Regions from separate parts of the Homo sapiens genome. Here region 2 is linked to region 1. Evidence: read pairs that join two places in POLR2A ChIA-PET (ENCODE). Cell type or tissue: B cell. All regions are shown on one strand. Links, peaks and the distances in the headings refer to the core of each region. The heading gives the core; the rest is flanking DNA. Region 1 overlaps DOCK3 (dedicator of cytokinesis 3). Region 2 overlaps MAPKAPK3 (MAPK activated protein kinase 3).

The links. Peaks named below come from ENCODE experiments on the same cell type or tissue, not always from the same donor. Only the 100,000 strongest peaks of a DNase experiment are listed, where the experiment ranks them.
Region 2: POLR2A ChIA-PET joins it to region 1 with 6 read pairs; 3 of 35 experiments call an interaction of 5 or more read pairs at or near these places.

The regions. Positions count from the first base shown.
Region 1 is chr3:51,329,781-51,335,153 of GRCh38, reverse strand. It overlaps DOCK3 (dedicator of cytokinesis 3), which reads right to left. Exons shown (of 53, transcript NM_004947.5): 33 at 4,931-5,016; 34 at 2,127-2,153; 35 at 1,901-1,996. Among named protein-coding and RNA genes, the nearest start is that of MANF, 53 kb to the left of the region's middle. In B cell, for the core only: no CTCF peak of the experiment used is centred there; no DNase peak of the experiment used is centred there.
Region 2 is chr3:50,621,443-50,626,815 of GRCh38, reverse strand. All of the region lies in intron 2 of MAPKAPK3 (MAPK activated protein kinase 3), which reads right to left. Among named protein-coding and RNA genes, the nearest start is that of MAPKAPK3, 7.0 kb to the right of the region's middle. RefSeq lists an enhancer at 554-1,330 and silencers at 2,622-2,721, 2,752-2,801. In B cell, for the core only: no CTCF peak of the experiment used is centred there; a DNase peak (open chromatin) is centred at 2,475; H3K27ac peaks cover 1,429 bases.

The DNA.
Region 1 (5,373 bases), core at 61-5,060:
AAAAGAATGAGGATGCTTATGGGATTAGAGAAAATGTATGTAGAGCACTCGTGGTAGATTTTCAATAAACAGGGGCCATCATCAACATTATGCTGTTTCCTTTCATGTTAGCAAGAAGCAACACTGGGAGGCTGGTGTGTAGGGCATGAGTACTGGGGACTAGCAGAAGATTGGTCTGGAGAAGTGAGTAAAGGCCAGTGATGCCATATTAAAGACTTTGGCCTTTTTGTAGATACCACCATTGAGACAAGAAATAGAGAATGAAGTTGCTTTTGGGCATGAGTTTGAGCTGCTTGTAGAAGGCAGCTAAAGAAATCAAACAGGCGGCTAGAATAAGGCCTTGGAGCCTAAGAAATTATTTTCTGCTCCTTTGTTAGGCCACGGTGAATAAAGCCAAACTTTAGAAAATGTTTTGGAAAGGGGGAGGTGCAGCACTTTACCCACCTCTCTTCCCTGTCTAATTGCAGCTGCAGGAGAAGCTACGGACCTGGTGTGAACAAAGAAGTCTCCTGCTGTAAAAGGGGCCCCAAGGCCAGCTTTGAACTCGAAAGGCCCAGGAAAAATGGGCTAAAGTTCACACAAGCATAGCTGTGCTACAGAATGGGGGGATGCTTAAGACATGAGCACATTTCTCAGGAATTCCATTTCCATATCCAGGCCAGTGCATTGGACACCTGTATCTTTTGCATAGCAGCATCTTCTACTTCAGCAGCAACTGGATCCAGGCTTAACTCTCCTATTTCCTGATCCATGAGCTGAAAATGCTCCCCTCATTTGGCATTTGCACAGCTTATAGCACAGAGAAGGCAACTATTGCTTGGAGCTGGGTTTCATTTATCATTTCTCCTCACCTTCCTCCAGGCTCCCAAAAGGCACCTTCAGCCATCACCTGAACCCTGCTGAGAGAATGATTAAGGCTGCAGTTGTGGCTTCATTGTCATGTTTGGACTAATTCAAAAGCCATGATACAACTGAGAAGGCAGACTTTCATTAAGAAATTCTAATTCTGGCTGGGTGCAGCAGCTCAGGCCTGTAATCTCAGCACTTTGGGAGGTTGAGGTGGGAGGATCACTTGAGCCCAGGAATTTGAGACCAGCCTGGGCAACACAGTGGGAACTTGTCTGTACAAAAACAAAAAACAAAAAATTAGCCGGGCATGGTGGCATGAGCTTGTAGCCCCAGCTACTCAGGAGGCTGAGGTGGGAGGATCGCTTGAGCCTAGGACTTCGAGGCTGCAGTGAGCCATGATTGCCCTCCAGTCTGGGTGACAAAGCAAGACTATCTCAAAAAAAAAAAAAAATTCTTATTCCACATGAACTCCCAGACTGGACATAATATGAAGATCTCTGAGCTCACAGGCTGTTTCCTCTAATCTATTCTGGCCACGACCAAGGGACAGAAATACATAGATTTTAGATAAAGAATATAGGCATTGAAAAGTGGGGTCCCTAGTCCCTGGAAAAGCCAACTTCAAGTCCTCCAGGTGATACTTCTCTGCTCATCTGCCATATGGTTCTGAGGAGGGTCTGCACTAAGGACCTACAGCTGTTCCCTGCCCTGCTCTGGAGACAGCTTTACTCTTCCCTCTTGCTGTGCCCATTCCTCTGAGCCTTGACCCTTCTGGATGGAAGGCCAGATGACTACATGTCCCTGAGATCCCTCCAGGGTACATGTGCCCACATTTTAGTGGGGAATCCCAGGAGGCCCTAGCCTACCCCTGGGAAAAGTCTCTGTCTCTCCTTGGTCATCAGCAGATTCCTATTGACTGGTGATGGCACCCAATATCACAACAGTCCTCCCCATGAAGAGCACATGGTCTCAGTTTTCAGGTCAGGGGGATTCCCTTGCCAGAGAGAGTATCCTGACAAGGGAAGAGGGGAGCGGGTGGCTGAGAAGATACCTGTAGTCAAGAAGACGTTCCATGAGGCGGGTGACTGAGGTCACAAAGGAAATGCCGGTCTCGCGCCATGTTTCTTGTTCAACCTTCTCCAGCAGGCTATTGGTGGAGGGGTGGAGAAAGCAAACACAATTCATGAGCCTTCTCCTGGGCACAAGAGTGAAGTCCAAGAGCCCATGGAGGCTGTGATGGATCTGGAGACAGCAGACTTACCACACTGCAGTCTTACCTGGGGTAGGGCCCAAACAGCTGGGTTCTACTCCATGCAGCAGAAAGCAAAGATAAGGAGGTTACTGAACTGGCAGCAACAAATGAAAACACATCTTCTATTTCCATGTACAAGTTCCTAAGGATGCCACTGAGGTGGGGGGAGGGAGGGGTTCGGCTCCAGCCACCTTAGGCATACACTGTAACTCACTTCTCTTCTGTTCTAAAGGAGTAGTTGAGGTCTGTTCTGAAGCAGTAGTTGAACAAGAGCCCACTGAGGGATAAGCCTGACTTTGCCAATGGCTGACTGTCTTTATCACTGCCCAGAGCCATCCTCACCAAGCTCTGTTTTTCAAAATTTTAATCTTTCTTTTTTAAGATGGGGTCTTGCTATGTTGCCCAGTCTGGCCTTGAACTCCTAGCCTCAAGTGATTCTCCTGCCTCGACCTCCCAAAGTGCTTGGATTATGGGCATGAGCCACCATACCCAGCTTAAACCCATCATCTTCATGGAAACTAAGGGAAAGATTCCACTAGTCTTGGGGCCCCAACATGAGGGAAAGTGAGCAAGTCCAGGAGCTATACTTGGCCATCCTACTGTCACAGGGAATGCTCCCAAGCAAAATGTGCCAGAGCCAGGAGCTAAATGTCCAGGTTCTTTTCTTACTTGACAACCCCATGCTCCTGGTACCTCAGGGCAGCCCCTGGCTTCTCCAAAAGCCTGGCTTCTGAGATCCTCTGCCATCGCACAGGTCTTTCCTAATGGACAATGACCTGAACTCTTTCTGCTTGTTCCAGTGATGAGCCCAGGTCCATCCTTCACTCCATACAACCCTATTCCTGATTCCTTTCCACACTATTCCTTGCTCTCTAAGGTCATGAGAGTCACCTGGGGTGGCAGACCCAGTTAGGGGTCTAGCACTGGGGACTCAAACCCACAGCCTGACTGCTGTTAATGCTGCTGCTACAATGATGACTGTCTCCTTGCACAGAGCATACTGCCTAGGCCAGGCTTCTGAGAAAGTGAGGGTTTTCCAGGTGACTCCTGTTGTTAGAGAAGGTAAGAACACTGAATCTGACTTCTGTGGCTTTATCCGTTGAGAAATGTACCAGCATTTTTCAAATGTGTTCTACAGAGGTCTCTGTCCTAGAGGACAGGTGGAAATGTTCTGTGAGCACACAAGCATGGAAAATTGGGAAATGCTGATCACTATACCCTCCTTTTGGAGATTTTTCATATCCTTTATTTTTTCTTTTTTGAGATGGGGTCCTGCTATGTTGCTCAGGATAGTCTCGAACTCCTGGGTTCAAGCAATCCTCCCACCTTAGCCTCCCAAGTAGCTGGGATTACAGGTGCGTACCACTGCACCCAGCTCATATCCTTTTGCACAACAAAGGCTTTGAGAAGTCCTACAATAAAGAGGCTTGTTCAATTTTGCTTAGCTGAATCTTTTCTAAACTAATTCACCCATGATTTACTTTTTTTTTTTTTTTAGCATACCTACAAACATCTTCCAAAAACACAAATTGGAAAATGCTGCTCCATGTTATCAGTGGTTCTCAGTTCTTAGACTGATTTTAAAAGAGCTTATAAACATGATTTGGTCAGGTAATTAGTAATTACAGATTATTTTTGTACTTTTTCCTTTGTAGTAGTCATTTGTTAGTGGCCAAGGAACACTGCCTTGTTTCCACAATTAGACAAATCTTCGGCTAAAAAAGAAATACTAAAGTATGGATTCATTTTCACAAATTGTAATTATTTAAATTAAAAATAAATTTACATTTTACCTCATGACTCCTCAAGAAACAAAATGGGCATAGTATAGGGGAGACTCCCCCCTTTTTAAATTAGAAGATCTGGGCCCTCCTTCCAGAGCTGCCTCTTACTGATCATGCAACTGAGTGCAGGCTGGCACTTCCCTGAGCCCAGTTCTTTATCTCTCAAGTGGGAGGGAAGATAATTTCTACTCTGCACACCTTGCAGGTATGTTGTGATGATCAAATAAGGTAAGAAATGCCAATACATTTTGCACACTGGAAAGTTCTAAGCAAATGGATAGTATTATTCCTGAAAAAATATGCTAGAGGTTTGTCTTCAAAATGGTACTAAAACAAAGAACATCTCAAAGTTGGAAATAAGTAAGATGGGGAGGGTATTCTAGAGCTATAAATATCTTAAGATTTCATTTTTTAGGAAGATAAAATAGCAACATCACTATCTACTTGGGAGGGCCATAGTTCCCCTGGGTCTCTCTTCAGGTCTCTTGGCCTCCATCAACTCAAGCCAGAAACCATGGAATGGAGGATCCAGAAGAACCCTGACATCATTCAGTACAACCATCTCATTCCACAAACATGAAAACTGGCCTGGAAAGAGTGTTGCAGCTTGTTCAAGAGCTCACTGCAATGTGAGCTGATTGTACTACCTTACAAAGCAGGGCAAACAGGAACCTGTCTCTCAAAGGAGGATTTATCCCCCACCTTGAAATGCCAGCATTGAGCCCAGAACTGAGTCTCCATGAACCGTCTGCCCCCCATCCAGATGCAGTGCATGTTATGAAGACACGCAATGATCCTTTTCCTGTCAGCAAATCCAGGAGCTCAGAGATTACCTGTTTTCTATCTTTTCAGTCAACTATGGGAATCCCTGAAAGACCTTGGTTTCTTGTTGACAGAAGTTGAGCATTGCTACCATCAGGAACAACCCAGGTCCCTCTTGATGACCAACCTCTAAAGCCTGCCAGTGCAGTTGCAACCTCTACTTTTCATTGGCCCACTTCATCCCATCCCCCAGTGTGGTGTGCCTGGGGCTGGAGCAGCTTACAGTAGGCTGAAGAGCTCCCTGTAGCTCTCGTCACCTTTCCCTTCTGACACCATGCTGTCCAGCTTGTCAATCAACTCGGCCTCCACCTAGAAGGAAGCAGAGACTTCATAAACCTGAGATGACCTCAGAAAAAGAATGGGAAATCCAGTTCCTGTGGTGGGTGAGGATGGTGGGAAACTACTTCCTGATCCTGTCCTTGCTCCAAAGAAATCCCAGGGAAGGTAGTATTTTACCTATAGCACCAAGAAACCATTCTGCTCCCCAAATCAAAAAGGCCTCCCACCCTAATGGTTTGAAAAAGAGATAGGACTTAAAAGTCTCAGGTACTCTTTCCAATCTAAGGGCAAAAGGCAAGGATTCCCTACAGAGAAAAGTACTTTGGATTCAAAAGAGGCCTTTTTCAGATGTTTTTTTCCCCCTTTAAAAACATTAATTCAAAAGAA
Region 2 (5,373 bases), core at 130-5,129, 710 kb after region 1:
AGCACAGGGCCATGTCCATACTACGTGACCCTGGGTGAGTTACTCTGCCTTTCTGAACCTGTCTCTGCATCCATGGCATGGGCGTGATAATCCATTCTGATTCTGCAGTGTTTGTGCCTGACATGTAGGAGGCACTCAGCAAGTGGGTGCCCTTATTGCCATCCCCCTGCCCCCTGTGCCACTGCCTGCCAGAAAGCACGGAGAACACCTGCCAGTCCTTCTACCACATCCTGAGAAGGGGGCTGTTAATGTTGGGTGAGCATCTGTGGATGAGCTATGGGTCTCTTGTGGAGGCTGAACCCTTAAGAATGGGGAAATGAGTGTGGCAGCTCAAGGTCCTGGTCCCTCAGGCCCCTGAATGTAGCCTCTGAGCCTTAGCAGGGCAAGGGTGGTCAGGTGCAGGGTGCCAGCTAGAGAGTCTTGAGTGTTCACACCAGCTAGTGCAGGTGCAGCTCACACTCAGCTCTGCCCTCTGTAAAAATGGCGGTAGGTTGCACCTCATACCTTGAGCCCTCCCAGACTCCCACCAGCTCCTCTGGCTGGCTCTAAGGCTCTGACTCAGGTCAGATCTCAGCCCTGTCTATACCTCACTGTGGCTAGGGAACCCTTGGGGGTCGTACTGTGCCTAGTCCCACACAATTGTCCCAAGCAAAAGTCTCAGACCATTGGGCCGTAAAAGGAGACCCAACAGCAGAGACTGCAGCTGAAGTTGACTTCACACAAGCCATGGGGGGGTGGCGGGGGACCTCCTCAGGTTACAGCTCAGCCCAAGAACTCCTGAGTCCACTGTTCTGACTGCCAAGGCTGCTGACACCTGGTCAAGGCGGGCAGCAGGAGGGGACACTGTGAGTGGCATGGGTACAGCACTCACTCCTCCTTCCTTCCCCACCCCCACCCTCCCCTGGGGTGGGGGTGGGGGAGTGAGCTGCCCGCTGACCAGGATGAGTCCTTAGCACCTGACCTGGCCCTGCTCTGTCCTCCGCCTGCCCTCAGCCTGCCAGGCTGCAGAAAAGAGGCCATGAGGCCTGAAACACACGAGACAGGCAAACTGGCAAGGCCCGGGAGAGCGGGGACAGAGCGATAGCAGGAGAAACAGGTGGAAAAGGAGAAATGAGAGGGACGAGGAGGCAGAGGACAGAAAGATCGCTAGTGCCATGAGGAGAAGGCAGCAAAGACAAAGCCCTAGTCTAAAGAAAAAGGCAACCCTAATCCCAAACCCGCCTCAAAAACAAAAGCAATCTTTTCAGCATCTCTGGCCTGTCTAGTGCTGAAAGGGCCTCCTGAGGCTCCTTGTTCCCCAAACGGGAGCCTCGTGTTCCTGCTCTAAGCCAAACCTCCACGGTTCCCACACAGCAGGATTTTAATCACAATTGCACAGGGCCTAATCCACTTAGTTCCAAACGGGCAGGAGGGTGGGGAGGAGCCCAGGACCCAGAGCTCCCTTCACGCCATTCTTTCCTGTCCCTCAAGGGGCTGGGTTCCCCAGGTGCAGGGCGCACCCAAGTGAGTCCTCATAAAAACCAATAATGTTTCACCAGCAAATGCACCCAGGCCACCCCAAATGAGAGCCCTGCCTTCTGAGTGTCTGCCGGCCTATGTTGTCTCATAGCATGAATGCAGGGATAGTAACAGTCACCGAGACTGGATCCTACTCCCCACCACATATTCAAACCCAGGGTTCAACTGCACCACAAAGATGATGGTTTTGCAAAAGATTATGAAACTGCCTTTAGTCCAAAGTCACTTGGGGAGAATGTCACAGAAAGCATTTTAAGCCGAGAGCACTGTTCCTCTCTCAACCCCAAGATGGGGCCTTTCATCTGGGACCACACAAGATGTCCAATAGATGGAGGGAGAGCAGTAGAACTAATGTTCTCCAGGGAAAACACCAGTGCTCACAGGAGCCATGGTCTCACTGTCCTGAGAGCAGCAGAGCCAGCTCTCCAGGAAGCGCTTTGTGCACACTCTCATGGCACAGGTATGCTTGGAATGCCTCTCACCTAGGGATGTCCTCAGCTCTTGCCCATGGGCCTTCACCATTAGACATGGCAGCCTGGAGCCAAGGGAGGTTGCGGGCTTACAGAGCCAGATGTTCCAACTACTGCCTCCACCCAGAGATCTTCCATGATGATGTCCCCAGCAGAGGAAAATGAGGGATCTAACTCCACTTCCCCAGGTGTGAAGCTCAGAAGAGATACAACAGACCTCTGTTGTAATGAAAACTGAGTCCTTCCCATATAGTCTGAACAACAGCCCAAGTGACCCAGGAGTCCCTGCAGCACCCTCAGCAATGGTGCTCTACCCTTCAAGGCCCTACACAAACGCCTCTTCCTCCACAGATTCCTCTGGTCCTCCCTCAGCTTCCCAGTCTTTGTCAGGACTTTGACACCGGCCCTGCTGAGGTCAACCACATCCTGCCAGAACACAGGTCTGCGAGTGGGAAACTGGTACTCCACAGCAGGTGCTGAATGTCTAAACCAGGCATATTGTCACACACATGCACACACACATACACATACACACACACACACACACACGTGAGTGCACACACACACAGGCACACACATACACCCTGTGCCTTCCTCTGTCATCCACATCCTTCTCAAACCAGAGGTCTGAATTAAACTGGCAACCTCTTCCAGGAAGCCTCTCCTAGCTGGCCCAGCCCAGATACAGTTTCCACTCGCCCACTCACCAGTCTGATTTCCTGCCCGTGGTGCTCTGGGCTCTGCCCAGCTGCACTTGTCTGAGACTCACAAGGCCTGGGAAAAGGCACACGACCTTTCTGAGGTGGCCTTCACAGTCATCATGGTCCTTGTGTGCTGGCCTCATGGGACTGCCACCTGTCCAATCACTGGCACAGAGTTCCATACAGTGAGGAGGACTGAGCAGATGTAGGTAGACACTGGCAGCATCACTCAGGGCCCAGCTGGGGCTGCCAGGGCTCCCAGTGGAGCCAGAGAGGACAATGCCAGCATCTTTCCAAGGACCAAGTCTCAGAGACCCTCCCGTGTCCCCACAGACTTGCATGAGGAGTGAGATGACTTAGATGCTAGGACTCTGGCATCAAACTGCCTAGGCTCACAGCTCAGCCCTGCTACCCACTAGTTGAGCACTTTGGGCAAGCTGCTGACCTCTGAACCTCATCCATATAATGGGAGTGATAAGAGTTAGGTAAGACAACTCATTCTGTGCCTTGTTGTGCACTGTGGACAGGGCCCGCTGGGCAGAATGCTCTGAAAAACTGTTAGCCGTTTATGGGGGTATCAGAATCCACAGCACCAAGGCCTGAATCCTGGAGAGCTGGCATCAGTTCCTAGATGGGATGGGAAAAGATCCTAGAAGCCCCAGCAGAGGTGATCCTGAGAGTAGGCTGGGAGCACAGCTTCGAAAACAGTAAGCAAGGCCAGCCAGGCACGGTACGAACCATCTCAGAACAATCAACCTCTGCCTAAAATTCCACTATTTGCATTTTGTAGGGTTTGATGCCCTCCCCAGGATCTTCATGAAAAAGCAAATTGCTCATCCCTGGCAGTTAACACTCTGGCTCCTCAGATTCTTTCCTTCTAGGTAAGGAGCAGCGTTGGGAGAACCCAGGGGGCAGTGAAACTATTTCCAGGGACTCTATTGTACCGGCTGCATAGTCCCTCCATGTGCCTCCTGATTTGTTGACTCTAACAAGTGGCCCTGCAGAGGCTGATCTGACCGGTCTGGAGATGGTAGGTGAGGGGATGATGGCTGCCAAATGAAAAAGGGCCTGGCCTGCCTGGCAGCTTCACCTGGCTTCAAATCCAGCTCAACAGTACCAGCCCCAACAGGCCAGCCTCACCCTTGGAGCAGTGGGCACCATCCCCCCAGGGAGAGTGAGGCATCCAGGGTACTGGGCTCTGGATCCATTGCTTCCCAGTCTCTGCATCCATCATGTTCTATCTTCCTTTTGGCATTCTGGTTATACAGAGCCCCTCTGTCTACTCAGAGGTGCAGCCTGGACAGCAGGCAGGGAGCAGAAATGGCCTCATGAATGGGCATTTCCTTTCTCCCAGGAATTCTCCATGAGGTCTATTGAGGCAGTGGAACTGTTAGATTCCATTGTGAATTCCCAGATCTTAGGAGAGTAGAAATAGCATTTCTCTGTGGCTTATCTCTGAGCTGTAATCAAAGAACCCCTCTCCTGTGGAGAAGGTGCAACCTGGAAAAAGTCCAGCTCCTGATGCTCCTTCCAAAGCTCAGAGGGGCCAGAGCCTGGTCATTTTCATAAGCATTCATGAATCTCTGATATATGCCAGGCCTTGGGCCTAGGTGCTATAAAAGAGCTTTGAATCAAAGGGGAGTATTATCAAAGGGGTCAAAGAAGGTTCCATTGCCCCAAAGCCAGGAACTCTGGGCAGCTTCCTGGAAGAGGTGGCACTGGGGCTGAGTCTTGACAGATGAGAAGAAATTCTTCAGTGCTGGAGAAGGAAAGATGTCACCTAAAGTAGAAAAGGGAGGTGGGCTGGACTGCAGAGACTTTGAATGCCACAGTTAGAGGCTCAGAACATACACAGCCAAGTCCCAGCATCCCTGTGTAATCTCAAATCCCTGTGAGATCTCCTCCTGGTCTCCAGAGCTTAGTTTCCCATCTGTCAGGAGAAATATGCCCTCTTCTGTGTTGTGCTTTGAGGCATCACTGAGATCCCACATGCAGAGCAGCCTGGCTCACGGAAGCCAACTGGCATCAAGGGGAAGGAAACTGTCCCAGAGGCAGCAGCCCCAGCAACCTCCCCAGATCCTGGGAACCAGAAGGAAGATGGCTGCTACAAAGACTTGACCCAGAGGACTCTGCAGAGGTCTCCTGGACATGTGGATCCACCACCCCACCACTCTACTCTCCTTAACAAAGAAGGGAAGAAGAGGGCACTGGGAGCCTAGAAGAGCCTCCAAAATGCTTTAGGGGTCAGAGGGGAAGAGCCCCCAGCCCCACAGTCCATAACACAGGGGCAGGAAAGAAGACCCCACCATTATGTCTCCATAAGGCCTTTTATTGCTTTTCTTTCTTTCAATTTTTGAGATGGGTCTCACTCTGTCACCCAGGCTGGAGTACAGTGGCATGACCACAGCTCACTGCAGCCTCAAACCCCTAGGCTCGAGCAATCATCTTTCCACCTCAGCCTCTTGAGTAGCTGGAACTACAGGTGTGTGCCACCACACCTGGCTACTTTTTTTTTTTTTTTTTTTTTTTGAGACACAGCCTCACTCTGTCACCCAGGCTGGAGTGCAGTGGCGTGATCTCGGCTCACTGCAACCTCCGCCTCCCAGGTTCAAGCGATTCTCCTGCCTCAGTCTCCCCAGTAGCTGGGATTACAGGCGCCCGCCACTGTGTCCAGCAAATTTTTG